Linked DNA regions of Homo sapiens: region 2 is linked to region 1. Evidence: chromatin loops called from intact Hi-C (ENCODE). Cell type or tissue: gastrocnemius medialis. All regions are shown on one strand. Each heading gives the region's core, and the rest is flanking DNA. Links, peaks and the distances in the headings are about the cores only.

Evidence for each region. Peaks named below come from ENCODE experiments on the same cell type or tissue, not always from the same donor. Only the 100,000 strongest peaks of a DNase experiment are listed, where the experiment ranks them.
Region 2: a loop joins it to region 1, with 5 times the contacts of the local background. A loop is called at or near these places in 2 of 110 quality-filtered maps.

Annotation. Positions count from the first base shown.
Region 1 is chr3:126,092,309-126,107,621 of GRCh38, forward strand. ALDH1L1 (aldehyde dehydrogenase 1 family member L1) reads right to left here. Exons shown (of 23, transcript NM_012190.4): 21 at 14,833-14,938; 22 at 13,418-13,617; 23 at 11,262-11,538. The coding sequence ends at 11,483. It overlaps ALDH1L1-AS1 (ALDH1L1 antisense RNA 1), which reads left to right. Exons shown (of 8, transcript NR_190231.1): 2 at 257-413; 3 at 2,881-3,173; 4 at 3,968-4,018; 5 at 11,149-11,358; 6 at 11,516-11,657; 7 at 12,303-12,384; 8 at 13,225-15,313. It also overlaps a transcript of SLC41A3 not described here. Among named protein-coding and RNA genes, the nearest start is that of ALDH1L1-AS1, 16 kb to the left of the region's middle. RefSeq lists enhancers at 8,578-8,627, 8,638-8,827, 10,932-11,753. In gastrocnemius medialis, for the core only: no CTCF peak of the experiment used is centred there; DNase peaks (open chromatin) are centred at 7,153, 8,453, 10,313, 13,513 and 2 weaker places; H3K4me3 peaks cover 446 bases; H3K27ac peaks cover 7,094 bases.
Region 2 is chr3:126,149,431-126,164,743 of GRCh38, forward strand. ALDH1L1 (aldehyde dehydrogenase 1 family member L1) reads right to left here. Exons shown (of 23, transcript NM_012190.4): 2 at 11,423-11,572; 3 at 8,975-9,209; 4 at 7,913-8,078; 5 at 5,972-6,073; 6 at 5,124-5,213; 7 at 4,014-4,151; 8 at 976-1,101. The coding sequence starts at 11,549. LOC105374083 (a long non-coding RNA gene) reads left to right here and starts at 10,653. Exons shown (of 3, transcript XR_007096056.1): 1 at 10,653-10,745; 2 at 10,855-11,007. It also overlaps the pseudogene RNU1-30P. RefSeq lists enhancers at 5,586-5,755, 8,696-9,196. In gastrocnemius medialis, for the core only: no CTCF peak of the experiment used is centred there; no DNase peak of the experiment used is centred there.

The DNA of each region.
Region 1 (15,313 bases), core at 6,628-14,627:
TCTGTGCCTTAAGGGCATGTTCCTGCTGCAGATAACTAGCCAGACCTACCCCTTTATTTCGGCCCATCCCTTCATTTCCCATAAGGGATACTTTTAGTTAATATATCTATAGAAACAATGCTAATGACTGGCTTGCTGCTAATAAATACGTGGGTAAATCTGTGTTCGGGGCTCTCAGCTCTGAAGGCTGTGAGACCCCTGATTTCCCACTTCACACCTCTATATTTGTGTGTGTGTGTGTGTTTAATTCCTCCAGCGCCGCTGGGTTAGAGTCTCCCCGACTGAGCTGGTCACGGCAAGTGGCGTCCATTGTGGGGGCTCAAATCCAGGTTGAAGGGTTGCCAGAGTGACGGTTGGAGAACGTGGAGAACTAAGCTGGAGGACACCCGAGTACTCTTAAAGCAATCCCCATGGTGAGTAAGAAGGGGAGCTCAGAAGCATCAGGGTAACAATGGGACAAGTGTGGAGTCTGGTTCATTCCACCTTGGAACTTTTTCACACTGATGATGAGGAAGAAGGAGAGTGTAACGAAGTAACAGTAGAGGTTACAGAGCAGGTTTGTTTGCCAGCTAAAGCTAAAGCAGCAAAGGAGGGAGAGGTTCATCCCTACCCTTCTGCACCCCCTGCTTATTATTTTGAAGAAAAAGACCCTCCAGATCTTTCTTTTCTGCAGGATACTGGGTGAAAAGTAGTTGCCCCAGTGACTGTTCGAGCAGCACCTCAAGCGACCGCTTTCAGTTCTATTTAGGCAAGAATCCAGCAAGCTAGAAGAGAGGGTGATATAGAGGCTTGGCAGTTCCCTGTTAGAATACACCCTCCAGATCAACAGGGAAATATAGCTACATTTGAGCCTTTTCCTTTTAAATTACTCAAAGAATTTAAACAAGCTATTCATACTAAAAAAGAATGTAGAAATAATCAGCGAGTCAGGCTGCCAGATAGGGGAAAAAAGAAAACTGCTGAGTCTGAAATATGTCCAAAATATAAAAAAGGAAAACATTGGGCTAATCAGTGTAACTCTAGGTTTGATAAAGATGGGAACCCGATTTTGGGAAATGCCATGAGGGGCCTGTCCTGGGCCCCATTCCAAACCAGGGCATTTCCAGCTCAGGCCATTCCCTCACCCCTGTACAATGTCTTTCCCCTACCACAGCCGGTAGTGCTGCAGTAGATTTATGCTGTACAAAAGCTGTGAGCCTTCTGCCTGGGGAACCCCCACAAAAGGTCCCAACAGGAGTCTGTGGACCCTTGCCATCAGGGACAATAGGATTACTTTTAGGAAGGTCTAGTTTAAATTTAAAAGGGGTACAAATACAAACAGGAGTCATTGATTTAGATTACAATGGGGAAATTCAAATTGTTATATCTACTTCTGTTCCCTGGAAAGCAGAGCCAGGAGAGCACATAGCACAGCTCCTGATTGTGCCATATGTGGGAATGGGAAAAAGTGAAATTAAATGAACAGGAGGATTTGGAAACACAAATAAAGAAGGCAAAGCAGCTTAATGGGTAAATCAAATTACTGATAAACATCCTACATGTGAAATAACTATTCAGGGAAAGAAATTTAAAGATTTGGTAGATACAGGAGTGGACATTTCGATCATTTCTCTACAGCACTGGCCGTCTGCGTGGCCAATTCAACCTGCTCAATTTAACATAGTTAGAGTTGGCAAAGCCCTTGAAGTATATCAAAGTAGTTATATTTTGCATTGTGAAGGGCCTGATGGACAACCTGGGACCATTCAACCAATTATAACTTCTGTACCTATAAATTTATAGGGGAGAGATTTATTACAACAATGGGGAGCACAAGTTCTAATTCCAGAACAATTATATAGCCCTCAAAGTCAACATATGATGCATGAAATGGGGTATGTCCCTGGTATGGGACTAGAAAAAAGTTTGCAAGATTTGAAAGAACTGCTTCAAGTGGAAAGACAAAGTTCCCACCAAAGATTAGGATATCATTCTTGATGGCGGCCATTGTTAAGCCTCCAGAACCTATACCTTTAAAATGGTTAACAGATAAGCCAATTTGGATAGAACAATGGCCACTAAGTAAAGAGAAACTGGAGGCTTTAGAGAAATTAGTTACTGAACAATTAGGAAATGGGCACATAGCTCCAACATTTTCGCCTTGGAATTCTCCAGTTTTCGTAATTAAGAAAAAAATCAGGTAAATGGAGAATGTTAACTGACTTAAGAGCCATCAATTCAGTTATACAACCTATGGGAACATTACAGCCAGGATTGTCTTCTCCTGCTGTAATTCCAAAAAAATGGCCTTTAATACTCATAGATTTAAAAGACTGTTTCTTTACTATCCCTTTAGCTGAGCAAGACTGTGAACAGTTTGCATTTATAATTCCTGCAGTAAACAACCTGCAGCCTGCTAAGCATTTTCATTGTTTCACAGATGGGTCTAATAATGGTAAAGCTTCTTATTCTGGCTCGAAAAGTAAAGTTTTCCAGACTCCCTATAAAAAGCAAAGCTTGTAGCTGTAATTAAGGTATTGACTGTTTTTGATATGCCTATTAATGTGATTTCTGATTCTTCATACGTGGTTCATTCCACACAGTTAATTGAAAATGCTCAGTTACAATTTCATACAGATGAACAATTGATAATAAAAACAAAAAAGGGGGAGAAACAGGGATTTGGGACAGCCCATACACAATTGAATCTAGCATTATTAACTTTAAATTTTTTGAGCCTGCCCAAAGGCCAGATGTTATCAGTAGCTGAATAGCATCTACAGAAACCAGCTGCAAAGCCAGAAGCAGAACAACTGATTTGGTGGTGAGATCCAATAACAAAAAATTGGGAAATAGGTAAAATAATAACTTGGGGTAGAGGTTATGCTTATGTCTCTCCAGGCCAAAATCAACAGCCGATTTGGATACCATCAAGACACCTGAAACCTTATCATGAGCCAGATGCCAAGGAAGAGATTCCAGGAGGATCCCAAGGACCCCCTGTTGCAGCCGTGTTGAGGCTGATGCTCAGGAGGACCCCAACTGTCACAAGCAACACCTGTTGAACACAACCACCCACCGGAGGACAGATCAAGAAGCTGTCACAGATGGCAGAAGAAAACCTAAGGAAAGCGAGACAGCCAGTCACAATGAGTAATTTAATAGTAGCTACGATAGTGATGATCACCATTGCCGTGAGTATTCCTTCAACAAGGGCTGACACAGAGAACAATTATACTTATTGGGCATATTTATCAATCTTGGCTGGCAATAATGCCTGGATGTAATCACTCTATGACACAGTTACACATGCTTTCTGATCTCAGTATTTACCATAATAAATCTGTTCCTATAATTGAGGCATACAGCCCTCAAAAACCTATTTGTAAACAAAATTGAACCTGGCCAGAAAATGAACGTACTTGTTTAGGAAGATTGCATTGCAGAACAGGCAGAGGTGCTGCACAACGATTCCTATGGAATCATTATTAATTGGTCCCCTAAGGGGATATTTAGCTTGAATTGCACCTCTGAGTCTGCATGCCATGGCCACACTATGTTCAGATGGTCTGAACAAAACGGTCAGATGGTAGAAATGATAAAAAGTATGACAAGAGTTCCTATTATCTGGAACCATGGCAGTATAGTGGCACCTCAACCTCAAATGATATGGCTTGTTGTAGGAGCTAACATAAGATTTTGTGGAAACTATTAATAGCTTTTAATAAGATCAAAATTTGGGAAAGAATAGAAAAGCATCTAGAAGGACACTCTACAAACTTGTTTTTGGATATTGCAAAATTAAAAAAACAAATATTTAAAGCATCCCAGGCACACCTGACCTTAATGCCAAGAACTGGAGTGCTTGAAGGAGCTGCAGACAGATTAGCAGCTAGTAACCCATTAAAATGGATAAAAACACTTGGAGGCTCTGTGATTTCAATGATTATTATGCTTTTAATCTGTGTTGTTGTTTTTCTTTGTATAGTCTGCAGATGCGGATCCTGACTCCTATGAGAAGTAGCTCACCGTGACAAAGGTGCCTTTGCTTTTATCAATTTGCAAATCAAAAAAGGGGGACATGTTGGGAACAGCCCCCCCACCCCAAAAAAAAACATGGCCATAAACTGGCCCCAAAACTGGCCATAAACAAAATCTCTGTGGCACTGTGATGTGTTCATGATGGCCATAACGCCCACACTGGAAGGTTGTGGGTTTACCAGAATGAGGGCAAGGAACACCTGGCCTGCCCAGGGTGGAAAACTGCTTAAAGGCGTTCTTAAACCACAAACGATAGCATGAGCAATCTGTGCCTTAAGGGCATGTTCCTGCTACAGATAACTAGCCAGACCCACCCCTTTATTCTGGCCCATCCCTTCGTTTCCCATAAGGGATACTTTTAGTTAATCTAATATCTATAGAAACAATGCTAATGACTGGCTTGCTGTTAATAAATACGTGGGTAAATCTCTGTTCAGGGCTTTCAGCTCTCAAGGCTGTGAGACCCCTGATTTCCCACTTCACACCTCTGTATTTCTGTGTGTGTGTAATTCCTCTAATGCTGCTGGGTTAGGGTCTCCCCAACTGAGCTGGTCTTGGCAGGTCCTCAGCAACTTCAGTCCTTCCCTCCTCGGAAGAAAGAATTCAACTGAGGGGCATAGAGCAGAAAAAGAGACTGAGGCAAGTTCCAGAAAAGGAATGGAAGTTTATTTAAGAAGTCTTAGAACAGGAATGAAAGGAAGGTGTGCTTGGAAGAGACCCGAGCAAGCACGTGAAGGCTAAAGAGAGAAGGTCATGTTTGACCATGATCCTAGGACTTTTATAAGCTCCCTTCTTTCCCATGATTCCTCCCTGAGGGTGGGTTTTCCTCATGCCCAGTGCTTTCCTTACCTTTTAGAATTGAGCATGTGTGGTGTGTTTAGGGAGTTATACACAGGCCCATCTGAGGCTTTCTTCCTTTTTCCAGTGGAGTGTGCCCCCGGAAGATCATACTTCACCATGTTTTGCCTCTTAACATGCATGCCCAGGAAGTTGCTTCTCCCTGGGGCCTGCATTCAATTAACATTTTGCTGTTAACAGGTGTGGACTACCAGGAAATGGCCTCTCCCTGGCGCTGTGAAATTAGCATTCTTAGAGAGGCAATTCAGTAATTGCCGAACCACCACCCAACATTTTCAGTGGATTAAGGGGGAGCCCTATCCTACCCCGCTCATGCCTAACTATCTGTAACACATTCAATTGGTTGGGAGACTTATAATTTTATTTTTGGCTTACAATAATCATGAAATATTTAGATATATGGTTTGTGGACCCTCACTTGTACTTTTGCCCTGGGCTCTATAAATTTTGAGCTGGGCCTGTCTGGTTTTCATAGAGTTATGGGTACAAGACACTATTTTCTTCCTAACTCTAATGCATGAAAAATAAACTGGCAAAGTAAAATGACAAACAGCAACCAGCAGCTGGCCTCAGTCAAGGAGAAAGCACGGGGAAAATGGGAGCATTCTAGAAAAGGAGGCAACCAAGCATTGCAGCCAAGCTCCAAAGGGCAGTCACCACACCAGCACACAGGATCCACTTCTTGGGACCTTGGTAAGTGGGAGGCAGTGTGTACCAGTTCCTGTAGACTAGTTCATGCCCCTCTGTCTCCCCCTTACACAGAGCACTTGCAAATGCTAGTTCAGGAATCCAGAGGCCTGGCTGGAGTCTAAGCAGTGAGTAGCTTGGCAAAGAGCTGCTATGCTGAAACTGCAGTTTTCAGTGGAAACTAAAGATAGGATAGACATAAGATATATTGGTAAATAATAAAGTCTCATACAATGTTAGGAGCTATTAGGATTGAATTGGGTCCCTGCAAATTCATATGTTGAATTGCTAGCCCCCAATGTGACTCTATGTGGAGATAGGGCTTATCAGGAGATAGTAAAGATTCAGTGAGGTTATAAGGTGGGGCTCTAATCCAGTAGGACTGGAGTCCTTAGAAGAGATGGGAAAGAGATAGGGGAGACCTCCCTCTGCACAAGTACACCAGCAAGAAGGTTACCATCTGCAAGACAGGGAGAGAGGCCTCATCAGACAGAATCCTGTCGGCACCTTAACCTCAGACTTCCAGCCTCCAGAACTGTGAGAAAATAAGTGTATTGTTTAAGCCCCTGGGCCATGGTATTTTGCAATGAGCTGCTATAACAGTATGGCGCCTCACATGTAGTGAGGTCAATAGTGTTTCCTGCTGTTATGTTTATTATTGTTACTAAAACCCTGATGGGACTAATCTCTAAGGAAGGAAGGATTCCCAGCTCCCAGATGGACCACGGGGGAGGTCTGAGGAATAGGGAGGGCTTGACTGTGAGCTTGACATGGGCATCCAGGCAGGCCTGGCCCTGCCCACACCTTCCCTCATGACTGTTCCAATTTGTCACTGTCACCCTGCCACCACAGTGTCCAGCTGGTGTTCCCAGCCAGTCTCCATCTTTCCCAAATGGATTCCAGGTTGGTGCCAGCAGCCTTAGTCCAGGGCTGGCCTCCATTTTCCCCTCCACTGCTGGCAGGTGGCCCTCTGGGAACAGGCCCCAGTGGTGGGCTGGCCAAGCCCTGACTTCTCTTGACAGCTGCTCCAGGAGGGATGGACATGACCTGGCTTTTTTTTTTTTTTTTTTTTTTGTATTTTTTTGTAGAGACGAGGTTTTGCCATGTTGCCCCAACTCCTGAGCTCAAAGTGATCCACCCGCCTCAGCCTCCCAAAGTGCTGGGATTACGGACATGAGCCACTGTGCCTGGCCAAATTTTATGTTAAGTATGTTTTCTCATAATATTTTTAAAGTCCATGCTTGGAGCCTTTTGTGACCACGAGGCAGTGCAGAAGGCAACCCAGGACAGATCTGATTAGCCCTCAGCTACTTTGCAATTGAATCTCAGGTTCTGAGCTCCTGTGAGTAAAATCTGAATTCAAGTTAGTGCTCCAGAGCCCGGGAGCAACTGGAACTTTCCCACCATCTACCTGGTGAAGCATGGATTATCTTATTTTAAAATTTCTATTCTTTATTTCTCATTTAAAGTGACGGCAATATATTAATATCATTTAGATAATGTGTTGGTAATATGATCTGTGAATTTCATTAGAGGATTTAAAGAGGGTAGAATGAGGCCAGGTGTGGTGACTCACGCCCATAATCCCAGCACTTTGGGTGGCCAAGGCGGGTGGATCACTTGAGGTCAGGAGTTTGAGACCAGTCTGGCCAACATGGTGAAACCCCGTCTCTACTAAAAATACAAAAATTAGCCAGGCACCTGTAGTCTCAGCTACTCGGGAGGCTGAGGCAGGAGAATCGCTTGAACCCGAGAGGGGGAAGTTGCAGTGTGCTGAGATTGCGCCACTACACTCCATGAGTGACAGAGACTATCTAAATAAATAAATAAAGAGGGTAGAATGAAGATATTCAGGTAGTTAAGGTTGGGAATCATTGTTTTAACTCTTCCTCTACTGTTTGCTGTTTTGGTTGCTCCAAAACTTTATAACTGCGTTATAACTGATACCCAGAGTCTGTCACTGTGGCCATCAACACAGCCCTGAGCTCTCAGTAGCTTATGACAGCAAGGATTAATTTCTTGGTCCTACTCATGTCCACTGTGGGTTGGCAGAGGGAATAGCGGCCTTTGTGGAGGATGCCTAATGGATGTGCAGTCCAACCTGATGTGGTGGGCTTTGCTCTGCAGTCTGTTCCTGTTTGTGTCTCTGTAGCTAAAGAAATCAACTCCTCTTTGAGCTTGCCCAAAAGGGGTCATTCCCACAAAGAACAGGGAACAAAGAGGAACTGTTGATTTTGGAGGGGAGAAAAGGAAGGGAATTTTCATTACATACTCCCGTATTCTCCCCAAAGACAGGTCTCCACTCTGCCACGGAGGGTCCTCTTCCCCCTCCCTCCCCCTCTTGCCACGTACCGGGCCCTCCTCTCTTTTCCACCTCCCTTAGGATTCTCCTTCCCTTTATTACCTGGAGCAAGTCTGTGGCCAGCCTTTGATTCTGAATGTCCCACCGCCCCAGCTTCACCACATCAGAATGTTCTAGGTAAATGCAAAGCTCTCTCTGGAAAGACTTCTGGTGAATTCCACTTCCTCACCCTATCCCAGTTGGATGAAGTCAGATCAGCAGAGCACTAGAGCCCTGGATCCAGCGTGCTGCCACCCCATGCACACACTCCCTGCCCTGGTGAGCTGCTGGTAGTGGCGGAGGTTTAATGTGCATTCAGTCACACTGGGGAAGGTCATAAGAAACAGCTGTGTGCAACTTGCCACCATATGAAGTCACATAAGACGGCAGTCATTATATTATAAAACATTTTTAAGGAGGATTCATGAGATGGATTACTATCTCTATGAGAAGCAGTTATCTCTATGGGAAGCAGAAACACTAATTTGTTTCTGGCATCTGGACACCGTGAATGAGGTCACCAGTCAGGTGTCCTTGCACTCTCAGCAGCCAGAAAGCTCTGAGCTGAATTGTGGCCCAGCTTTAGAAGGGTATGCAGTTTCACAGCCTGCAGTCTGGATACAACCACACTCCGGGTTTGACTCACCACCACTTTCCTCTCAGCCCCCGTTCACTCATGCATATTTTTGTTTATTATACTTCTAAACCACCTTAAATGCTTCTGTTAACATGGCGAGACATAAACGTTCTCAAAGGCCACAAAAGCTTATAAAAGCTTATTTCCCACAGAATAGCCTGGCAGTGAGTCGCCCCGGGGGAGATGAGCCTCCATGATGTTGGACTCGGCTTCCTCCATCGCGGGCAGCCGCACACCCCTCCTTCCCCCGGGTCCAAGTGCTGCCCACATCCGCGGGGTTGGGCAATGCCCATCGCCGTGTCACTGGGTCTGCTTCCAGCCAGCCCGGGGAGGGAAAGGAGGGCAACAGCATGACCCCCCTTCAGGGTGCATGTTGGAAACCGCACAGATCATTTGCAGCCAGATCCTGTTGACTAGAACTTGGTTCCATGACCAACACTTAGTGCAAAGTATGCTGGGAAATCCAGCCTTTCTTCTGGGCAGCCGTGTGCCCAGGTAAAATGCAGAGGTTATATGACTTAAGAAAGAAGGGGACAAAGAAAGGAAATTGGGGGATAACGAAGTCTTATGTCCTTACCTTACACTTTCAGGAGAATTATGGAAAGGGGAAGAAAGCTGGAAAGCTGGGTCCAGTCTCGCCCATCTGCACCAGAGGTCTCCAGCGTGACTGCAGTGGGCGCCCTGGCTAAAACCAAGCTCTGTTTGTGTCTGAAAAGCAGGGAGAGGCACTTCCTGGCTCTGTTTGAGTTGGATGGGCCTGTGCTCGAGGCTTTGCCTGCTCTTCTGTCACGAAGGATGTTTACGGGGAAGCCAGGACTGACCCTATGGAGACACCAGGCTGGCTTCCACCTCTTGTTGGGAGGAGTGTGAGCGGCCTGGCTGTGGGCTGAGAGGCAGCTGCATGTGCTTGGATGCTGCCGTGGATACCCCAGCCCTGGTAGTGTTTGAGGCAGAACAAAGGGAACTCAGGAAGCAGTTGACATGGACTCATCTGTTCTGGTATAAGTGGCACGTGCTAGGGCAAGTCCCACCGCTAGGGACGGGAACAGCTTCTCTCCGGGAAGCTGCCATCTCCAGCACCAGGCATTGTGGTAGAAGACCAATTCTGAGCTAGGAACAGAGCCCAGAAGGCTTTAAGCAGAAGTGAAGGCACATTCTTTTCTGTCTGGAGGCAGCAAGATGTGAGGCTGGACATGCCAGGAGCACGCCGGGGTCTGAGCCGACCCTGCCGCAGAAGGCAGGTGGGAAGTGGGAAAAAGGAGGCTCCCGGGGGGCCTGGCTTGGGCCTGGGCTTCAGGCTCTGAGGAACTGCACAGAGTGGGAGTTGGTGGGTTTCTCCTGGACTTCTAGAAAGGCCTGTGAGCTCAGCCTGACTCCAGCAGTGCACGGGGCATCACCAGCAAGGCCTGCTTTGGTGGGGTGGCCATGGGAGAGTAGAGCCTCCCCTATGGTGGGTGTGGGTGCCCAGGAGCACAGCCACCTCTGCCAGGCCACCCCCAGCCAAGGCCTATTCCGGGAGACTCGGCACCTGGGAGGGGTGAGTTCCTCTACAGGCAGAGGGAGCTTCAACGTCCTCCTAACTTGGGAAGTAAGGGGAATACAATTTCACAGTAGCTGTGCAGCCTTGGGCAGTTAGATGTCTCTTTGCCTCCATTTCCTCATTTATAAATGTTGATAAAAATACCTCCTGCCTCCCTGGGATCATGAGTAGCAAGAGAAACATGCATGGAGGATTTGGATTCTTGCCTGGCATCGAGCTGGGGCTCAAGGGACAGAAGTGTAGCCAGTATGGAGCTTGGCACTGCCTGTTGTTATTGCTGCTGGCAGCCTTCGAAAGGCGGGGTCTGGACAGGCCTTTATGGAAGCACACACTTCCTAGAAGAGCAGGAATCATAAAGGAAAGCAGGGCAGGGAATCCCTGAGGAGACGGGGAACTCACAGGCCTCTGAAGGGCAGCATGACGCACAGAGAGGCCTGAAGATGTTCCCAGACATGCAGAGGCTGGGCCTGGAGCTCTCAGCATGGCCTGGGCCTGTGGGAGGGACAGAGGGGCCTGCAGTGGGCCTGTGGGACCCAGAGGGGCAGAGCCAGGTGGGTGGGGAGATGAGATGCTAAGAAGAGAGCTCCATGTGGGGAAACTGAGGTAACAGCAGGTAGGTCAGGTTGCAGTGTTTGGTGCCTATAGGATGTGGGTGCAGAGAGGAGGGCCGCAAGCTCCTACAGGGAGAGGGCACAGGAAAGAGAGCTATAGCTCAGGTCCCTGGGCCAAGGAGAAGCCATAAAGGTACATAGGAGACACCGTGTCAGACGGAAGACAGCTCTGCCTGGCATTCCCAGCTGGGCCCAGCCCTCCACTGCAGGCCCTCGGGCTGGCTACCAGCTGAGAGCACGGCCGTGCTGACAGAGCAGGGGCGAGGGCCCGGCCCCATCTGCTGAGGGAGTCTGAGCTGCTTCCCAGTCCAGGGCTCACCCAGCTCAATCCCCGTCTTCCCACCTGTTTCCCAGGGGTTACCCTTCCAAACCTCCTGCAGCCCTGACTGTCGCAGCTTCTGCTCTTTGGGGCCTGAGATGACCCACACCCATTTCCTCCTGTCTCTCTCCCCAGGTGTCTGGCTCTCCCAGGCCAAGCAACACCATCATACCCAGGTGATTGCGCAACTTCCAGGCCCACCCAGGAACACCCACAGGTGGAGCAGAGAAACGCAGAGATGTGGACGGTCTCTCTTCAGAAGCTTTATTCTCCCTGGGAGGGGCACACCTCACCCAGCCAAGGGCTGCTTCTGACTGGACAGAGGGCGTCCAAGATGCAGACATGGTGTGCAGGCAGGAGGGCTTCCACTAGCCCCCCAGGTGGGAGGTGCTGTGCACCCAGGCTCAAGAGGGAGGGGGCCCCAGCCACGAGGGAGGGGCAGGGACTTTCTTCTCACAAAGACCTTTCTTCAGTATTCGAAGGTCACTGTCTTGACCCGCAGGTACTCGTTCAGAGCCGCCTCTCCTGTAAGACACCACAAAGGTCACAGCAGCTCCCACCACAGGCAGGGCACTGCTCGGGGCTGCAAGTGTCTTATTCCTCAGCAACCACGTGGGGGCAGCTCTGGCTCACCCCACTTCCAGGTGAGAAGTCGAGGCCCAGCGAGGTCATGAATCTTACCCAGGTTATCCCTGGCAGTGGATAGTGGGCCAGGACTCCCCAGAATACAAAGCCAATCTGAGGCAGCCATTTAAGAATCTTCCCCAGCTCCCACCGCCTTGTCTGGACAGTGGGAAGCCCCTTCAGGTGGAAGGGGGTGGAGAGACTTGGCGTTACTGCCCAGACTCACTGGCCCATCTCTTCTCTCATGGCTGCCCCCAGCTACGTCTGCATCAAGCTGTGGCTGGGAAAAGGGGATGCCTCGCAGGGCCCTGAGGCCCCAGGCCTTGGCAGTGCTATGTGGCTGGTGCATCTCAGCCCCATGACAAGTGTGAGGCCTGGGGCTGCCTGACAGCTCCCCAGCAGCTCTGGCTGGCCCCAGGAGTGGCACTGCCCCGTCCCTCTGAGGTCCTGAGTCTGCCCAGGCAGGCTGCTTGGAAGGCTTGGCTTGTGGGCCTGTCCCAGGAGGGTGCTGGTCCTCTCAGCAGGACATGGGGACTAGGGTTAGGAGGGAGCTGAGGGAACTCGGGGAGGATTCATAAGGGGCCCAGATCACGTCCTGGGGACTTGGCAGCCACAGCCTTCCCTGGGTGGCCATGGGCCTCATGGATTCCCCTGGTGGACACCAGGAAGGTGGCCTGGGAGAAGGCAGGAAGAGGAGGCCGACAGGGACAGAGGAAGCAGGAGTGTCCAGCCTACACATGCGTGCATGTGAGTCCAGCCCTGTGGGCACACATGGGCCCCTCTCATGGGTACCCTTGGGGGCTTCTGCAGGGCTTGAAAGATGGGGGCAGGGGGAGGAGAGAAAACTGGAAACAGTGACCAGCCTTTGACCCCCAGCCTCAGCATGACCTTCCCTGTGGTCTCTGGGCTGGCACAGGAGCCTGGAGAGACAGGTGGGACCTCTGAGACAGCATATGGCTTCCCCGGACCTTGCCAGCCACCCTTGCCAAGCTTGCCCATCAGACCTGTCTAGTCCCCCCTGCTGAGAGAGCAGGACGAGGCCCAAGGCTTGGAGCAGCCCAGGGAGAGAGGGCCGGAGCAGAACTCCATGCCACCCAGCAGGCAGAGCACTGGGGAGCCTGTGCTGTGTGCCGGGGGACCCCGCCTGCTATGTGCCGGTGGACCCCGCCTGCTGCCGCCTGAGTAACTTCACCTCTACTGGGAGACTTGCAACACCCGTGGTGTTCACCCGGGGGTACATTTGGTCCCATGGCTCCTCTTTACACTAAGGATGCAACCTGAGCCCCTGACCATGGCCCATGGGCCTTCAATCTGGCCCCTACCTGCCTCTCAGGCCTTCTCTCCTCCCTCCTGCTCCCCCTTGGCCCACTCCCACCACTCTGGCCTCTCTGCAGCTCCACGACCAAAGCTGGTTCCCCCAAGGACCTGCTGAACCCTCAGCCAGAAACACGGGCCCCTGGGTCTTCATGGCCAACTCCTCCCTGCTATGCAGGTCTGGGTAGCACAGGTGCCACCACACCAGAGAGGCCCCCAGTGCCTCCTGGCTGGAGTGTCTCCTCCAGGCCCCTCTTCTTGCCTTCTTCCCAGCACGACCCCCCTCTGCAAGCATCTTGCTCACGGACTTGTCACAAGTTCCCTCCCAGTAAGAAGCGAACCCTGACAGCCATCATGTTCAAGGCTACGTCCCTGCATCTGAGATAGGACCTGGCCCTAAGTGGTTTTGAACAGATGTTTGTTGAATGAATAAATGAAAGCAACCCCACAGGCAGGAGTAGGTTACCTAGATCTTTGCCAAATCCAGACTGTTTGAATCCTCCGAAGGGAGCGGCCACGTCGGTCTTGTTGTACGTGTTGACAAACACAGTGCCTGCCTGGAGCTTGTCACTGACATACAGGGCCTTGTTGATGTCCCTGGTGAAGACACCAGAAGCCAGGCCAAATTCCGTGGCATTGGCCCGAGACAGCACGGCATCCAAGTCCCTGGAGAGAAAGTCCAGGAAGAACTCCCTGAGGGAGGTGCAGAGGAGAGCCTGGCCCACTCCACACCCCGGCCCACTCCACACCCCAGCTGCATAAGACCTTCCGAGGAGAAAATGTGCCGGGCTGCAGCGCCGGGGGCAAGATTGGGTTGGGTTGGGCTGCGAGCGAGGAGGAAGGGCAGAGGCCCATGGGCAGGTGGCCACCACAGGGGCTCCTGGATCATCGGGTGAGCCCTTTATTCCACAGACTGGGAGCAGGGGCCCAGAGAGGGGCCGCTGGGTCCTCACATGCAGAAGGACCCACATGTGCCCGCCGCAGGTTGGGCATTCACCAGACATCAGCGATTTGGAGACTTACTACAACCATATTTATTGGCTAGGTGGCAGTGAAGTCTCTTATTCTAATACCACTGACATACGATGATAATTTCTGGGGTTTTTTTGGTAGTTGGATAGTAAAATGTGAGGACGAGGCACGATTTTGCAATTTGCTCCAAGGTGCTACGGAGACAAGGGGCAGGCCTGAGAAGTGACAGCATGGGCCTCAGTGGCCCCACTGTGAGTGGAGTACAGTTTTTCCCTTCCAGCCCAGCCTGGTCTGGGTGACTTGCTTCATCAACAGGCCGTGGTGGAAGGGATGCTCTGGGATTCTAAAGAGCTAGATTATAAAGAGCCTTTTGGCTTCCACCTGGCCTCCGAAGGGAACCAGGTGCCTCGGCAACCCCGAGGCTGCCACGCGGAGGAAGCCTCCCGCAAGACCCCCAGCAGCATCAGGATAGCCACTCTGTCACCCCAGCTGAGGCCAGACACTGCATGGAGCAGAGATGGGTTTGCCTCATTGAACCTAGACCGTGACTAAAATAAATCTCTGATTATTCCAAGCCACTCAGTGTGGGGGGTGGTTTAATGCATGGTAACAGACCTTAGAACAGAGCCCAGCGGGCTGTGAGAAACATGCTGGAGCATGTGACAAGTGACAAGGACAGGGAAGGGAGCTGCCTTTGCTCACAGGGGGGACTCAAAGCCCCAGGTCACTGGGCTCTCTTCTCAGGGGTGTGGAGACTCAGCAGGCGGCACAAGCGGGGTGTCCACGGCTTGCGCCCTGCCTGAGTTCTCCTCCTGACTGCCCGTAGACTACCTCCCAAAGCCCACATGAAGACCCCAGTAACACGTGGGAGAGAGTCAGGGCCCTTGAGACATCAGCAGGATTCCCTACCCATCAGCAAACCGAGAGATGATCATGACAGGCCCGAAGGACTCCTCCTTGGCTATGAACATGTGGTCTTCCACGTCTGTGAAAACAGTTGGCTCAAAGAAGAACCCTGCAAGAGAGATAAAAGCCCGTTGCACATGGGAGACACGGTGCCCGATGGTCCAGCCTCTCCGTCAGCAGGGCCTGGGCCACACCAGCCACCTGCGGATGACCCGACATAAGCACCGGGTCACGGCACCCGTGTGATGGGTGTCACCACGCTGCAGATGGCTCTCCCACCTGGCTTGTTCTTTGATGTGGGTCTCACCGTGCTTTTAACGGAGTGCTGTTGAGGGAAATGGGGCCGCCGGTTGGCAGGTGACAGAGCTGAGACCTGATCCCAAGTCCATCCAATCCTAGTGCCAGAACCCATGGCCGAAGCAAAGACTTGAGCTTTTCTGGTGACAGCTAATCTAAAACCACCTAGATTCTTTGGCAGGTGAAA
Region 2 (15,313 bases), core at 3,118-11,117, 54 kb after region 1:
GCCACTCAGCTGTGGGCTCCAGGAGGGCTGTCTGTCCAGCTGGCCCTGCAACACCAGGGCAGGCCAAGTCAGGGCCAGAGCAACTGCTCCAGGGATATCTTTGGAATAAATAGGATTTTTTTTAAACAGACCTTCAAGGTGTTCCACTTTCAAGAAGGAAGTTGCTGGCTCTCAGCACCTTTGGATCACACAAATGCCTCATGTCCATCCTTGCTGAGCCTTGCCGCACATGTGCTGTTAACACCCAAGGTCCCCAGCTGTGCCCACCTGACTCTGCCCCTCACCCCCTGGGCTCCAGCTACAGTGCCCTCCCATGGTGACTCCCTGAACACAGGGAGGCCTCTGCCCTGTTAGGGCCTTGCCATTTGCTGTTCCTTCTCTCTTGAAGGTCTTCCCCCAGATCTCTTCTCTCCACCCAGGGAAGAAGGATACAGTGGGAGGGAGCATGAAGGGTCAGGAACAAATTCCAGGAAGTGAGCATGGATGGAAATTCATGTTGAGAAGACTGAGTCTTAGAGACGAAAGCTCCCTACAGCATCATATTGGGGCAAAGCTGGATTGGAGACCAGGTGTGCCTTATGGGCAGCTTGTGTTGGTCACAGCCCGGGATGCTGCCTCTGGTGCAGCCTTTCTGGAAGGCTCCAGTGCTCACATTCTAATCACAGGGACATGGGCTTGACACCTGACTCTTTCAAATATTCCAGGAGCTTCTGTTTCACTTATTAAGTGTTGACAATGAGCCCCTAGAAGAGTCAGACTGAACTGGCCAGATCCCAGGGCCCCAGTTGCAGAGGAAGGAGCAGCAAGAAGACAACAGAAAGCTCCAAGACGAGATAGAACCAACACTGCACCTGGAGCCAAAACAGACACCCACAGAGGGCTGGCGCTGCCCAACTCTGGGGAGTGTGATTTGCAGAACACATGTGCACGGCACAACCTGCCCAACTGGATGGCAGCCCTGAAGTTGCCTCTTACCCGCACAGCCTCCGCAGTAACCAGCTCTGCCTCTGTCAGCTCAAGGACACTGCTGGCTGCCCCCTTAAAGAAGTTCGAGGCCAGGATCATTTTGCCATCCTCCAGCTGAATATTCTTCACCAGCAGCTGCAAAAGGAAGGATTTCTTTTCTTTTCTTTTCTTTTTTTGAGACAGAGTCTTGCTCTGTTGCCCAGGCTGGAGTGCAGTGGTGCGATCTCGGCTCACTACAACCTCCGCCTCCCGGGTTGAAGCGATTCTCCTGCCTCAGCCCTCCTGAATAGCTGGGATTACAGGCGCGCACCACCATGCCCGACTAATTTTTGTTTGTATTTTTAGTAGAGACGGGGTTTCACCACATTGGTCAGGCTGGTCTCGAACTCCTGACCTCATGATCCATCCACCTTGGCCTCCCAAAGTGCTGGGATTACAGGCATGAGCCACTGCGCCCGGCCAAAAGGAAGGATTTCACAGTTCCTGTGGTCGGACCTGAGGCAGTGATGAAGGTGTCCCACAAGGGGTGCTGTGCTGGGCGCTCCAGCCTTGTCTCCAACCTTCAGATGAGGAAGAAGCAGGGAGTCTCAGATTAGTGATGAGTTCAGAGTGGGGAGGCCACTATTCCAGGGACACAGAGGGAATTGCAGAGCTTGTGTCCCCTACCAGCTGCTCGATTTTCCATCACCCACTCCCACCACACTTTCACTTTGTTTTTAAGTGTAATGACTTTATTACTTCTATAAAAAAGGATTCCTACTGAACAAAAAAAGAAAACGTCATTCAGGCACCACATAGAAAGTCAACTTAGAAAAAAAAACTAATCTTGCAATCACCCAGTAGCTCCCAGAACTGCCACAGAAACACCTGGAGAACATCACCAGATGCCTGTGTGGGATACAGAGGTGGGAAGAGGAGAGGCTGAAAAAGGGTCTGGCCGGCCCTGCAGTCTGCAGCTTCAGGATAGCACTTCAAGCTGGTCCCAGGTAGAGCCTGCGTCCAGCCATCAGTTCAAGGGGATTCTGGCTGCCAGACATGAACTGCCCCCATTGTAGCTCATGACTCTGGGCTACTCTAGTGTCTGCCTCAGATTTACTGTATTTAATAAGATGTTTGAATTGTTTGGGGCCTGCTTGTTTATCAATAGTTTTTCAACAAATGCTTTTGTTAGGGGCCAGGAAAAAAAACACATGTACAAAAAGAGTTATGGATAAGCTCATGGGTGGGTGCATGTCACTGTGCGTTAAGAGTGGCTGTGTAAGAATGGTACTCTGTATGCATGCTCTGCCAGAACTGGAACTTGCCTCTCGGCCTGACCCTCGCCCCATTGCCTTTCAAAGATGTTCTGGAGCTTTCTGCAAGCTAAAGCCCAGCCAGACTCCACAGGGCGTGGCTGAGAGATGCTTCAACCCAGGGTCTTCTGGGTTGATCTGTGGGGAGCAGGGTGTGTGTGCTCAGCTGGTCTCTCCTCACTCCCCTCCCACCCTGACCACCTCTGGACAGTGGACAAAGCTCTTGTGAGAGAGCTGATAACCCCAGCTTCCTCTTAAGACACTTAATTGCCTTCTTTGCATTCCTGTCTTTGCAGGTCTCTGGACAGATGCTGTGGGTGCCCTGCTCAGACCCCTGTGGCTGGTGCCCTGTCCTCCAGCTGCAGCAAGGGCTGGATGATAACGGCCTGCACTGTCCCATCCTTGCTTGCTGTGGATGGATAAGAGCTCCTGTACACAAAGAGGCCGAGGGATTATGCCTGGTGGGTCCTCCACCCCACCCCAGGGGCCACTGAAACCAAAGGCTGACAGAGGTGGGGACAGGCAGGTATAATTGGAGGGTGCAGTTAATACTCCAAAACCCACCCTGGGAGCAGCCCCAGGCTAGACTTCTCCTGAACCTTTACTTTTGCTTTGCTTTCCTCTGCCCTTACTGCCTCGCATGATTTTCTGGAACATTCCCTCAATAAATCACTTGCACAAGAATTTTTACCTTAGATGCTGCTTCTAGGGAACCTGACCACAGACAGATATTCTCTTGCAACTGCATATATCAATCTTGGATACCCAAAACACTACATTGCAGACATCAACAGCAGCCTAGACCTTCTGACAGGGGAGCATGGCAGACTGGACACCAAGAGCGAGCAAAGGCCAGGCCCCATACTGCCACGCCTCACTCTGGTAGGCCGGACACAGCAACACGGCTGGGGGTACCACGCCCATGGGGTTTGTCCGGACCCTGTCAGTGTGTGGGAAGATCCCTGCCTGCCCTCTCCCTACCCCCGGCTGCTCATGTGAGAAGGAGTAGTAGAGTGCATATGAACAGGAAGCTACCATGGCCAAGACCAGCATCACGGCTTTGGAGCCAGAATTTCAGAGTCTGAATCCCAGCTCTGCCACGGGCTAGCTTGGATGATCCTGGACAAGTTATTTAAATCTCTGTTTTTTTCCTCTATAAGGATATAATATTTATACATATCTCATAGTGTTGTTAGGCAGATTAAATTTAACGCATATACATTGTTCTGGTATAAAAGGTGCTCCATCAGTGTTTGCTGGTACCGTGAGTTGTAGTCTGCTAATAACAAGAGCAGGTGGCCGGCATGGCTCCCAAGGCTCTGCACGTGCTAAGTTACCATGGCATCGCCGTTCAAAGAGATGGGAGCTGAGGCACAGAGGCTTAATGACCCCACACCCAGAGGTGTTTCTGATAGACCAAAGAGAGGCCCTGAACCCAGGCTCCCTGGGAGGGCTTCTCTCTGATTCTAGGTTGCCTGACACCCACACAGGGCACTCAGCCTGGAGATGGGTGCCTAGCCAGGAAGGGTAGGGAGCCCAGCTTTCCCAGAACAGAGAAGTGGGTAAACTGCCTCGGACACCCTGTGCTCAGGACCAGCCGGGTGGTCAGGGACAAATCAGGGTCAGTGTTCCTTCCTGGGTCTGGTTTTTTCCATTTTCTCCAGAGGAGCCTAGGGTCTTCCTGTGAGGCCTGAGTCCAAGGACAGGAGCATGGGTGGCTTTGAGCAGGCAAGTGACCCACAGCCGTGCCCTTACCATTTTGTCATCATTCCCAAAGAGGATGAGTCCTGCTTTGGTGACCACCCCTGGCCGATGGGCTCCTGGGATGGGCAAAGCGTCTCCCTCGGGCACCAGGCCTGAAGTGTTCAGCGTTGAGTTGAAAAATGTCAGTTTCTGTCAAGGGGAGAAATATCAGAAGATGGTGGGTGAGAAGAAGCCCCCGAAGCCAGTAGCCCAGGCAGGTCTGAGCAGGGCTGGGAGAGGGAGAGGGGCCAGGGGTAGCTGAGACCTGGGAGCCGGCTCAAAGCCCATGTGACCCCTGAGGCCCTTTCTCCTGGGGCACAAACAAGACCTGGAGGAGCCTCAGTGGCCTCAGGGAGCTGATGGCAGGTCTGCCTCAACTCTGCCATAAGACCCTTCTCCTTGGCCCATGGCCTCAGACCTGAGGTGCACAGACTGGGGGAGAATGTGCTCCAGGCATCACGGAATGAGGCTACCTGCCTTCAGGGTGCTGCCAAGGAGTGGTTGCTTTGATCAGAAGATGCATTTGCTAGTACAAAGGGCTCTGCGTTGATGAGGACAGCAGAGAGGCTTCTGGCCACAGTCTGGGCAGTCGGCTGGGGGTCAGGGGTCTGGAGAGTCTGAGACTGTGTGGGGGACAAGACTGCCCTCAAGGTTTGCACAAAGTCCACCACACACAGTCCCGCCACCCCTGATGCCTCACTAGAGCCTGTGACCCCCAAGTCTCCCCATCTTCAGCATCTGGCCTGCCCACGGTCAGCCTGGCCCTGAATGTGCTGCTCCACCCTGCCTGAGGCCAAGTCAGAGTGAGTACTGGGCCTGGGGTCTCCGCAAGCCCAGTGGTGAGACTCAAAATATTTCACCACCAATACAGCTGGGCCCCAGGGGCACTACAAGGGCCTGGAGGCCTCCAGCTACGCAGGACATCTATCCTTTAGCTACTGCAGGCTGGGTAGGTCTCTCACTCCTGGGGAAAGGCTGGGATGTTTAGGGGGCACCCAGTGGGAGTAGGGGCCAGGGCAGTAGCTATTTATTATACCAACCAGTTCAAACATGTGTGACAGTTTAATGGCCAGTGGGATACACCAATGCACGTGGCTGGATTCCAGCCATGCAGGGACACACCTGTTCACAGGCCTCTGTCCAGGCTCCCGGCACCTTGTCGTTCCCGCGGATCCAGTTGTGAATGGCCTCTGCCGGCTGGTCCCAGTTGATCTGTGGGGAGCAAGGTGTGTGTGCTCAGCTGGTCTCTCCTCACTCCCCTCCCACCCTGATGACATCTGGACAGTGGACCAAGCTCTTGTGAGACAGCTGGTAACCCCAGCTTCCTCTTAGACACTTGCAGGAGTCCCTGAGCTGGTGCCCCTAGTTCTGGGTGCTCTCTGACCCTCAGTCTCTCATGGGCTGAGCAGACTTCAGAATGGTTTGGGGAAGATAATGTTCTGTTGCTGTCAAGATGGCCCAGACCCTACACAGAGGCCCCAGCACAATGTACTCAGGCCCGTCCCATAGGGCCCAACCTTTCACTGGCAGGGCCCCTGTGGGTCCCCACACAGCAACCCATACTCCTGAGCTGAGACACAGCCTACAGGCTTCTGAGGCTCCTCCACTGGCTATTGCTCCAGAGACCCGCACTGTCCCTCACACCTTGCCTTGAAGACTGCTCGCACTACGGCTGACGTTTTGCCCCCTAACTCCCACTCTTATCTCCCTGTGGGCTTTGTCTGCCCATTCCTCCTAAAGAGGAACAGGAAAGAACCTGGAATGGACCCTGTTCGCTACCCTCCCAGGTGCCAGGGTCCTCCTCCTCCACGGCTCTCTTCATGCATCCCTGACCTGGGCTGCCCTGTGTTCTGGCCTCAAAGAATTACAACCTGCACCATCTGGGCTGAACCCCAGCCTCCTCAGGCTGCCCTCTACAACCCCAGTCTGCTCACAGGCAGGATGAGGGTGTGGAGGGACCCAGCACTCACCTTGGCTGTCTCCTTCTTCTGAATCCCCTCATAGGTGGCTCCTTCCTCAGGCTGAGGGAGTCTGGGGGCTTTGCCCTCAGCGATCAGCCTCACGGCCTGCACCTGGGGAGATCCAGTGGGTTGCTATCCCCAGCAATAGGACCCTGCCTCCTTCCCAGCCCCAGGGCCCACATTGAGCCTGGACCCTTCCCCAGACTGACCAGACTTGCCTGGTACACAGCAGTCACCCAAGAAACACCTGCCATATGAACAAGGGAGTCAGCGTGAACCTAACTTCTATTGCACAACGGACACAGACCCGTCCTCTCTACCTGGCAAAGGTTTAGATTACATAGATCTTACATCTTCTGATATCTTAGATGATTATATAAACTGTAAAGCCCTGCAGGTATAACACAGACACAAATGTCCATGTTGCTGTCTAAGCCTTCTCTGCCTTTAAAGAGAGTGGGTCCTGAGCCCCGTGGTGGGCTTGAAGGTGGAAGTTTGGAGGTCTGAGATGAAGCAGGAAGTTGTTTCTCTGTGACAGGAAAGAGGAAGGTGGTGGGAAAGGAATCAGAGAGGGAGAAGGAGAGCCAAGGAGTCTGGGCCCACGTGAGCAAGAGCCTGAGGGAAGAGACCGGGAGGTGCCAAGAATGGGAAGTGACCGGGTGTCAGAGCATCTGAGGCAGGGCTGCCCAATGGAGCCCTCTGTGGTGATGGATGAGTTCCAAGTCTGCACGGTCCAACACGGTGGCCAGGGGACTTAGAATGTGGCTGAGACTGAGGAACTGAATTTTTCAGTATAATTCATTTTAATTGATTTAATAGCTGCATGTTACCAGTGGCTGCCTTGTTGGACAGTGCAGCTTCAAGGAGTATTTGAGTTGCTTGCCGTGGGAAGCACAGGTAAGCTCCCTCTCTGTACCACTAAATCTCCAGCAACTCTACTTTGTTCACTATTTTTGTGAGCTGGTCAATCTGTGGGGAAGACAAGTTTAACACAACCGAAAAATAAAAGGCAGTGGCCAGGAGCTGAGGAGGACGAGGGGACAGTGGACACTGCAGCTGCTCTTCCTGCTGCGCCCAAACAGCAAGGGCTCCCCAGGGCCTCCTTCCCTCCTGCTGCATGCCTGGACAGCACCTCTGCCTGTGGCCGTCCCTGCCAGCCTGTCCTCGGGCAGGGGCAAGCAGCCCTCACATATGATCCCCGGGCCCCTCCTGCAGCTGTGGGCTCCGGCCCATAGCCTGCCACCCTGCCTCTCAGCAGTACCAGCTGCCCAGGTGACTGAGCCGCCCTGCCGCTCAGGCCATGTGACCACAGGTCACGGCCTTCCCAGCAGGAAGCATGTGACGGAGACAGCCTATCAGAGCACTCCATCACCCCAGCTGGTGATTGGCTCATGAGGATCACATGACCCCCAAGCTGGCCAATCAGAATCTCCCCTGATTTGTGATTGATGAATTCTAGGAGAAAAAGTGTTTCTCTTTCCCTGGAATCAAGAATTAGAATCCTTGAGCTATAGTGGCTATCTTTCCTCTAATTCAGGGCAGCCAAACTGAGAATGAAACAAATCACACAGAGAAAAGGAGAATCAACGAGTGAAGGAGAGAGAAATAGAATCCTAACGATGTCATAATTGAAGCTCCTGGATTCAGCAGGGTGTGACCCAGTCCCTGCCTTTAGCCTTCCTTGTCTATTGAACGGGCCCCAAAATGTCCCCTTTTTGCCAAACGCTTTTTGAGCTGGGTTCTGTCCGTTGTGAGCAAGATTCCCTCCTAATACAATACACTGTTTGTCCTAATCCTGCCTCTGAAACCTTGAAGTGAGAGCTCCTCTCCCTCCAGAATCCTGAATTTGGGGAACAGATTCCTGGCCTCCAGGAGCGGTGGGCTGGGTCTAGGGAGGATGCTTGAGGGTGCGTCGGGGCGGGCAGGGCGCGGCCGGCTCCAGGTCCTCACCATCCCTTTGATGCCTTCAGGGAAGAGGAAGCGGTTGTACAGCGTGCTCACGGTGTCGTCCGGGAGCACCTCACACTCCTTCTGCAGCAGCAGGTCTCCGGTGTCCAGACCATCATCCGCCCAGAAGATGGAAAACCCCCCTTTCTTATCTCCGTGAATGAGGGTCCTAGGAAGCAGAAGAGTGAAACCTGGAGTCCACGATGAAGGGCCACGGAGGATGTCCTGGGTACAGGCCCGTGGACCTGCCACCCTCCAGGAGGCCCTCTCTTCCCAGGGGTAGGACTGACACCGGCTCCGGCGGGAAACGGAAGAAGGAAAACAGCATGTATTGATAACAACCATGGGCCAGGAATTGTGCTAAAAGCTCTATATGCCTTATGTAACTGAGTCCTCACAGCAGGGATAACAGGTATACTCGGTTTACAGATAGGGAAACTAAGGCCCAGAAAAGTGAAGCGACACCCACAAAGATCAGAGAGCCTGAATCTCAACAGACCAGTCCGACTACAAATCCACTCTCTTTTCTCAACTCAAATGTCTTCCCTCTTTGACCACCCATCTGCCTTGTCACCCCATTTGTTGTCTTGGGAATTCTGTCCCCTCAGAGTACCTTGTGGAGGCCATCCTTTGCTCCATCTTTATCTCTTTCTACGAAGTGTGCTGCCCAGAGCAGCGGCAGTGGAAGTTAGAGTAGGACCCCCAGCCCACCGCCTGGGGTGGCACCCTGGCCCCTGCGCCTCCTGGTGCCCTCTCTGTCCCTGCGCCTTCTGGTGCCCTCTCTGTCTCAGCTGGGGGATGGGAACACTGACAGTGCCAGCTTCTCCAATAACTGTGGGAATGCAGAGTGCTTAGCAACACCTGCTCCCAGTGCTCTAGAGCCTTCACTCATTGATAACGTTGCACAGCCTGTTCTGTGGCTGACATCTGGCAGCCACAGGACAGGCACCTGCACGATGCCCACTCTGCAGCCCTAGAAATGCTTTGGGCTAATGGAAAGTGACAAGTCAGGCTGATGGAGGGACATGTATGGGGATGGCCCCCTGTGTTTTTGCCCCATCTCACCAGTTGATGGCCGAGGCCCCTCGGTGCCTAGGGAGCAGTGACGGGTGATAGATGATGGAGCCATGCCGGGGGGCACTGATTATCTCCATGGGGATGAATTGGCTGCAGAAGGGCAGGACGTTGAGCTCGGCCCCCAAAGCCTGGTATTTTGCCACCACATCAGGCAAAGCCTGTCCTTTTGCACGCCACCGGGAGTACTTGAATACCGGCACTCCATCCTTCTCAGCTTCCAGACCTGTGGGACGGTGGATAAGAAACTGGCCCCTCTCCATAACCCACCCACACGCAGCCACCTCTGCCTTCCCAGCAGAGCAGCTCATAGGACTTCTCTCCATTCCTGCCCCCTCACCCACACCCCAGCCAGGCTCCACTGGGCAACACAGACGGATGCACCAGCCAAGCATGAGGCTCTGGGGACTGCCCTGCCTGCATCCTGACTTTTGCTGAACCCCAGGACCTCTGAGTGCCTCCCTCTTCCAGAACCCAGATGGCTGACCTCTGCCCTCATTCCTCTCCTGAGGCCTTGCCATCCCCGTCACTGAGTTACTGTCTTCCGGCCCCCTCTACTGCTCACTCTGTGATGGGGACTGCCCCCCTGCAGATGGCATTTCTGCTTTGTCAGCTGTTCCCTGATGGAGGAAGAAGGGGAAGAAGGGCAACAGGGCATCCCCACTCCTTTCTGTCCAGTGGGTTCCTGTCCTGTGAGCCTCCCCCAGCCCAGCTTCTTCATCCCAGTCACAGTCGTTCCTTCTCAGAGCAATGGCTAAATCAGTTTTTCCATCATCTGCAGAACTAGCCTCAATATGCACACATGCGTGCACACACACACACACACACACACACCCCAGAGGACCAGATACAGCCTGCAGGGCCCCTCCTCCTGCCCCGTCACCAGCACACCCTCCTCACAGGTCTGGATTACAGGCCCAAGCTCCCAAGTTTTTATAGTTAAAGCGTCCTCCTTTATCTTAGCCTTACAGTGGCAGCTGCTTCCTGCAGTCGCTGTCCCCAATAACTTTGGGCTCTCTGCCTTCCACTCTTCAATACCCAAGGAACACTTCTTTGTATTCAGTTCTCTGTTAGAGCCTCTGGTGTGATGTTTGGGCCCTGACTGGACTGGCTCTCCTCTCCGGTCTCCTCCTCTGTCACTCTGTCCTGGTGTCTGGTAGTTTTGAGAGAGGGTGGGATGTGATGTCAGCAGATTGGACTGCACTTGCAAAAGCTGTCCCACAGTGACCAATGAAATACTGCTTCAGGACATCTGAGATCAAGGCCAAGTAGGAGTCCCAGCCAGGCCTGGTCTGGGTCCAGGGTCAGCAGCTGGGGTCAGTGGTCACTTAGTGGCTGGGTGTAGGACCCAGGCTGTGGTGGGGTCAGGGTATGTCATGGGTCACTTGTGGTCAGGTCCAAGACTGAAGCCTGGCTGGCATTGGGTGTTGAGTGTTGGAGTTGATTCTAGGGCCAGGCTGCAGCTTCCCCACTGAGGGAGACTGGCTTTCCTTAACAAACTACACCTCTGTGCCTGGCCAGGCCTACAAGCCCCCTTTCCTAATCCTGGCCCTCTATCCTTAAGCCCTGCCCCACAGTCTGTCTCCATCAGGCCTGAGAAGGACCAGTCAGTGTTCCTAGAGGGTCTGTTCATCCAAGCTGAGGCCCCTGCATCCTGTCTGCTGAGGTTCCCAGCTCAAAGGCAGTGACCCAGACCCATGATTCTCAAAACGTGCTTTTCCTAGTACAAGAGATGCCAGTATCTCCCAGGAACTTGTCCCAGGTTAACAATTTCACCTAATTCTGACTTTTCCACCTCATTCTGAATCCGAAACTCTCAGGGTGCGCTTAGTACTCTCTGTGTTTTTTTCTTTTCTTTTACAAAATGCCAGGGGAGAGTGCAAATGCAGTTCCCCATTACCACAAATTATGAAGTCGAGTTTCCCACCTTTGGGGAAATTGCAGGGATCAGCACATCCAGAGTACAATGGAGAAGACTCGCCCTGGGAAAACCACCTTTGTGATCATGGTCTCTCCCCTGATGGGTAAGTAGAGCACTATGTGTTTTGACGGCAGCCCCAGCAATGGTGATGCCGCGCATGCCCACCTTTCAGAATATGGACCCCCAGTTCAGAACATGGAGACCTTCCCAATCATGGGTGCTGGGTCAGAGAAGCTCTGTGTGGGACCTGGGACCAGGCTGGGCTTCTCTATAGCCCTTCTCCAGGACCCTAATGCCACCCCATGATCAGGTGGGGAGGGGATCTCCAATTTATTCCAGAAAAGCCCAGCAGCCTGTTGGCACTGGAGCAGGATTCAAGGTAGACCACTTATGGCTGCCTCCCAGCTAGAGCACAGGCCCTGCAGACTTCTGCTCCCAGACTCCCACCTACTGCTTCCCTTCTACCTGGATGGGCGGGCCGCCCTCCATCAGCTTCCCTGCTCCATTGGCTCACTCACCCAGGGGGTCGGCCTTTCCATCCTTGTCTGGAACAGTGAACACACCCACCACTTCGTGGCCCTCCTTCCTCAGGTGGCAGTAAACTTCCTGGCCAAACAGGCTCTGTCCAATCACTGCAATCTTCATGGTAGCAGGAGGGTTGGAAGGACCTGGAGAAGGAATAAGGCAGCAATTAGACAGAGATCGCTGGTCTCAGAGAAGCCAGCCCTGGTTCAAGACAGGGCAGTTCATGGCACCTGGCCTGCTCTACCCCAGTCCCCTCTGTGGCTCTGTGGGTGGCAGGCCACTGAGGGGAGACTGCCACTGTAAGAGAGACCAGATGAAACATGTACACATGACCCAATGGATCCCTAATGTCAGAATATTCAATGCGACAGCAGGTGAGCTGGAAATGGATTGTAGAATTAGGGGATTTCTTTTTGAAACCTTCCAAACTGGCATGGAATGTTGGGTGTCAAGATGTTTGATATGTATTTGAGCATATTTCTGTAACTAACCAGTTCTATGGCCTTGGTCAAGTCACACTTGTTCATGAGAAAGATGCCACATCTCTCAAATGGCTTTCAGCCTACAAATTAGGCTTATTCCTCTGAGCCAGGAGTCACAAAAGGAGCAAGGGGAGTCCCCGCCGAAGGGGCTGTCCAGCTGAGCTGCAACAGAAAAGGGGCCTGCGTGGGGGCGCCTGAGGATGAAGGTGGTGGAAAGTGGAATGGGATTCCACTAAGGAAGATGTGTAGAATGAAGCCTAGCTAATCATGCACATTCTCCAAAGATTGGTCATTCATTCACCTCACGCATATCTGTAAAACCTGAACTATTATTCACTTAATACAGTTCTTTAAATTGTCCTTTTACGAAAATAAGATTTTATTTTGGAAAATTTTATTAAAGTAATGTGTACTTCATACATACAGAAAGTGCACAAATCATAGATGTGTAGCTCAATGAATTTCACAAACCAAACACACCACTGTCAACACCACCAGAAAGAGAAAAACTCCAGGAACTCTTTGAGCCTCTTCTAGTCACTACATTCACCAAGAATGATGGGACTTCTAACAGCATCGAATGGTTTCGCTTGATATATATATATATCCCCTTTATATGTATTCATTTTACATAAATGGAACCATGCAGTGTTTTGTAGATTTTCTCCCTCAACATTATCTTTGTGGTTGCATGTAGTTGTACTGAGTTTATTCTCATTGCTGCAGAGTATTTTGATATGTGGATGACCTCTAGTTCATTTATTCATTCTATTGTTAATGGAATTTGGGTAGTTACCAGTTTAAAGGTATTACAAATAGGATGCTACAAAGATACTTGCACATGGTCTTCATGGTACACATGTACACATCTCTGTCAGGTGTGTACTTAGGGTGGAATTCCTGGGTCATAGGTGTGAAAATTTCCAGCTTTAACAGACGCTGCCAGTTTTCCAGAGTGGTTGTATTAGTTTCCACTTCCATGTGCTCTCCACTTTGGCTTGTGTCTTCATTTTAGCGCTTTTCCTAACATGAAATACAGCTGTCTCATTGGGGTTTAATTTGCAATTCCCTGATGACCAATGAAGTCGAATGCCTTTTCCTGTTTCTTGGCTATTTGGATATCCTTTTGTGGGAATCATCTCTTCAAATCTTTTGTCTGTTTTTTTCCATTGGGTGGTTTTATTCTTATTGAAAAGGAGTTTTTTTGTATTGTTGCTCTGTTTTGTTTTTTAATCATCTAGACTTTGAGCTCTTTGTCAGATATGTGTATGGAAAATATCTTCCCTAATTCTGTGGCTTGCCTTTTTCATCCTCGTATAATGTCTTTTGATGAACAGATGTTCTTAAACTTAATATAGTACATTTTATCAAACATTTCCTTTATGTTTAGTGGTTCTTGTATTCTATTTAAAAAATCTTTGCCTACTCCAACTTCATGAAGATGTTCTCCTTGTCATTCAAGATCTTTATTGTTTTGCCTTTTACATTAGATGTGCAATCCCTCTGGAACTGATTTTTTCATACAATATAAGGTAGAAGTCCAGAATTTTTTTTCCATCTGCATATAAAATTAACCCAGCACTAGTTACTGAAAAGACGTTTCTTCATTGAAAAGGATCATACATGTACACATCTATCTTTGAAACTTTAGTCAGTTTGTCTATCTTTGCATTTAGTATAGCTTAAAAATGTTTTTTGTTGTAGTGGTGAAGATACATAACCTAAAGCTTTATTGTAGCTGATCTACCTAGTAGTTGTGAAGTGGTATTTCATTGTGGTTTTGATTTGTATTTTCCTATTGAATCATGATGTTAAACATCTTTTCATGTGCTTTTTGGCCATTTGTATACCTTCTTTGGAGCAATGTTTATTCGAGTTTTGACCCATTTTAAAAATTGGTTTGTCTTTTTTGTTGCTAGCATATAGAAATACAATTGATTTTGTACACTGACGTTGTATTAACTAGCACCTTAATTGCTTCACATATAAATTTTCATACTGTGTAGATTCTTTGTGGTTTTCTAAGTATAAAATCATGTTATGATGTTGGTTTTAATTCTTTCTTTCTAATCCTGAAGTCTTTCATTTCATTTACTTTCTTATAGCACTTGCCAATATATCCACTACAATATTGAATACAGATGGTGATAGTAGTTCCTGTCTCATTCCTGTGACCTTGGGAAGAAACCATTCAATATTTGACCATTGGTTAGCTTTGGGGAATTTTGGTAGATAGACTAGCATATTATGAAAGTTGTCTTATTAATATATTTCTGGCTGCCAATCATGACAAGGAGTTGACTTTTACCAAATGTTCTTCCTATAGGTCATGAGATTTTTATTTTATTGTGGTGGATCATAATGATTGATTTTTAAATGTTAAGCCACCTTTGCATTCTTGGAATGAATACCACTTGACCATGATGTATAACCTTTCTATATATCTCTGAATTTGAAGAGCTGGTATTTTATTTGTTTTTAAATCTATGCTTGTAAGAAATATTGACATGAACCAGTCCCAGTCGCTCATGACTGCAACCCCAGCACGTTGGGAGGCTGAGGTGGGCAGATTGCTAGAGGCCAGGAGTTCAAGACCATCCTGGGCAACATAGTGAGACCCCATCTCTGCAAAAACAAACAATAGCTGGACATGGTAGTACGTGCCTGTAGTCCCAGCTACTTGGGAGGCTGAGGCATGAGAATCACTTGAGTCTGGGAGGTCTAGGCTAGAGTGAGCTGAGACCCTACCACTGCACTCCAGCCTGGGCAACAGAGTGAGACTATGTCTCAAAAAAAAAAGGCAAGGCAAGGCAAGGTAGGGCGGGGCAGGGCAGGGTGAGGCAGAAAAGAAGAAAAGAAATATTGATGTGTCAAATACTTCATTGTAACAAATGTCCTATTCAGGTTTTGGTGTAGCTTTCTCTTTCTTTCAACTTTTATTTTAGAAACAGGGGGTGCAGGTGCAGGTTTGATATATGAACATATTGCACCCAGGTAGTAAGCACAGTACCCAACGGAGTTTTTTCAACCCATTCCCGTACTCCCTCTAGCAGTCTGCAGTGTCTGTTGTTCCCATTTTATGTGCATGTGTGCTCAATGTTGAGCTCCCACTTACAAGTGAGAACGTGCAGTATCTGGTTTTCTGTTTATGCCTTAATTCACTTAGGATTACGGCCTCTAGTCCACCCATGTTGCTGCAAAAGACATGCTTTCACTCCTTTTTATGGTTGTGTAATATTCCATGGTGTATATGTACATTTTATTTATCCAATCCACCATTGTTGGGCACCTAAGTTGATTCCCTGTCACTGCTGTTGTGAATAGTCCAACGACGAACATACAAGCGCATGTGTCTTTTTCATATAATGATCTATTTTCCTTTGGGTATATACCCAGTAATGG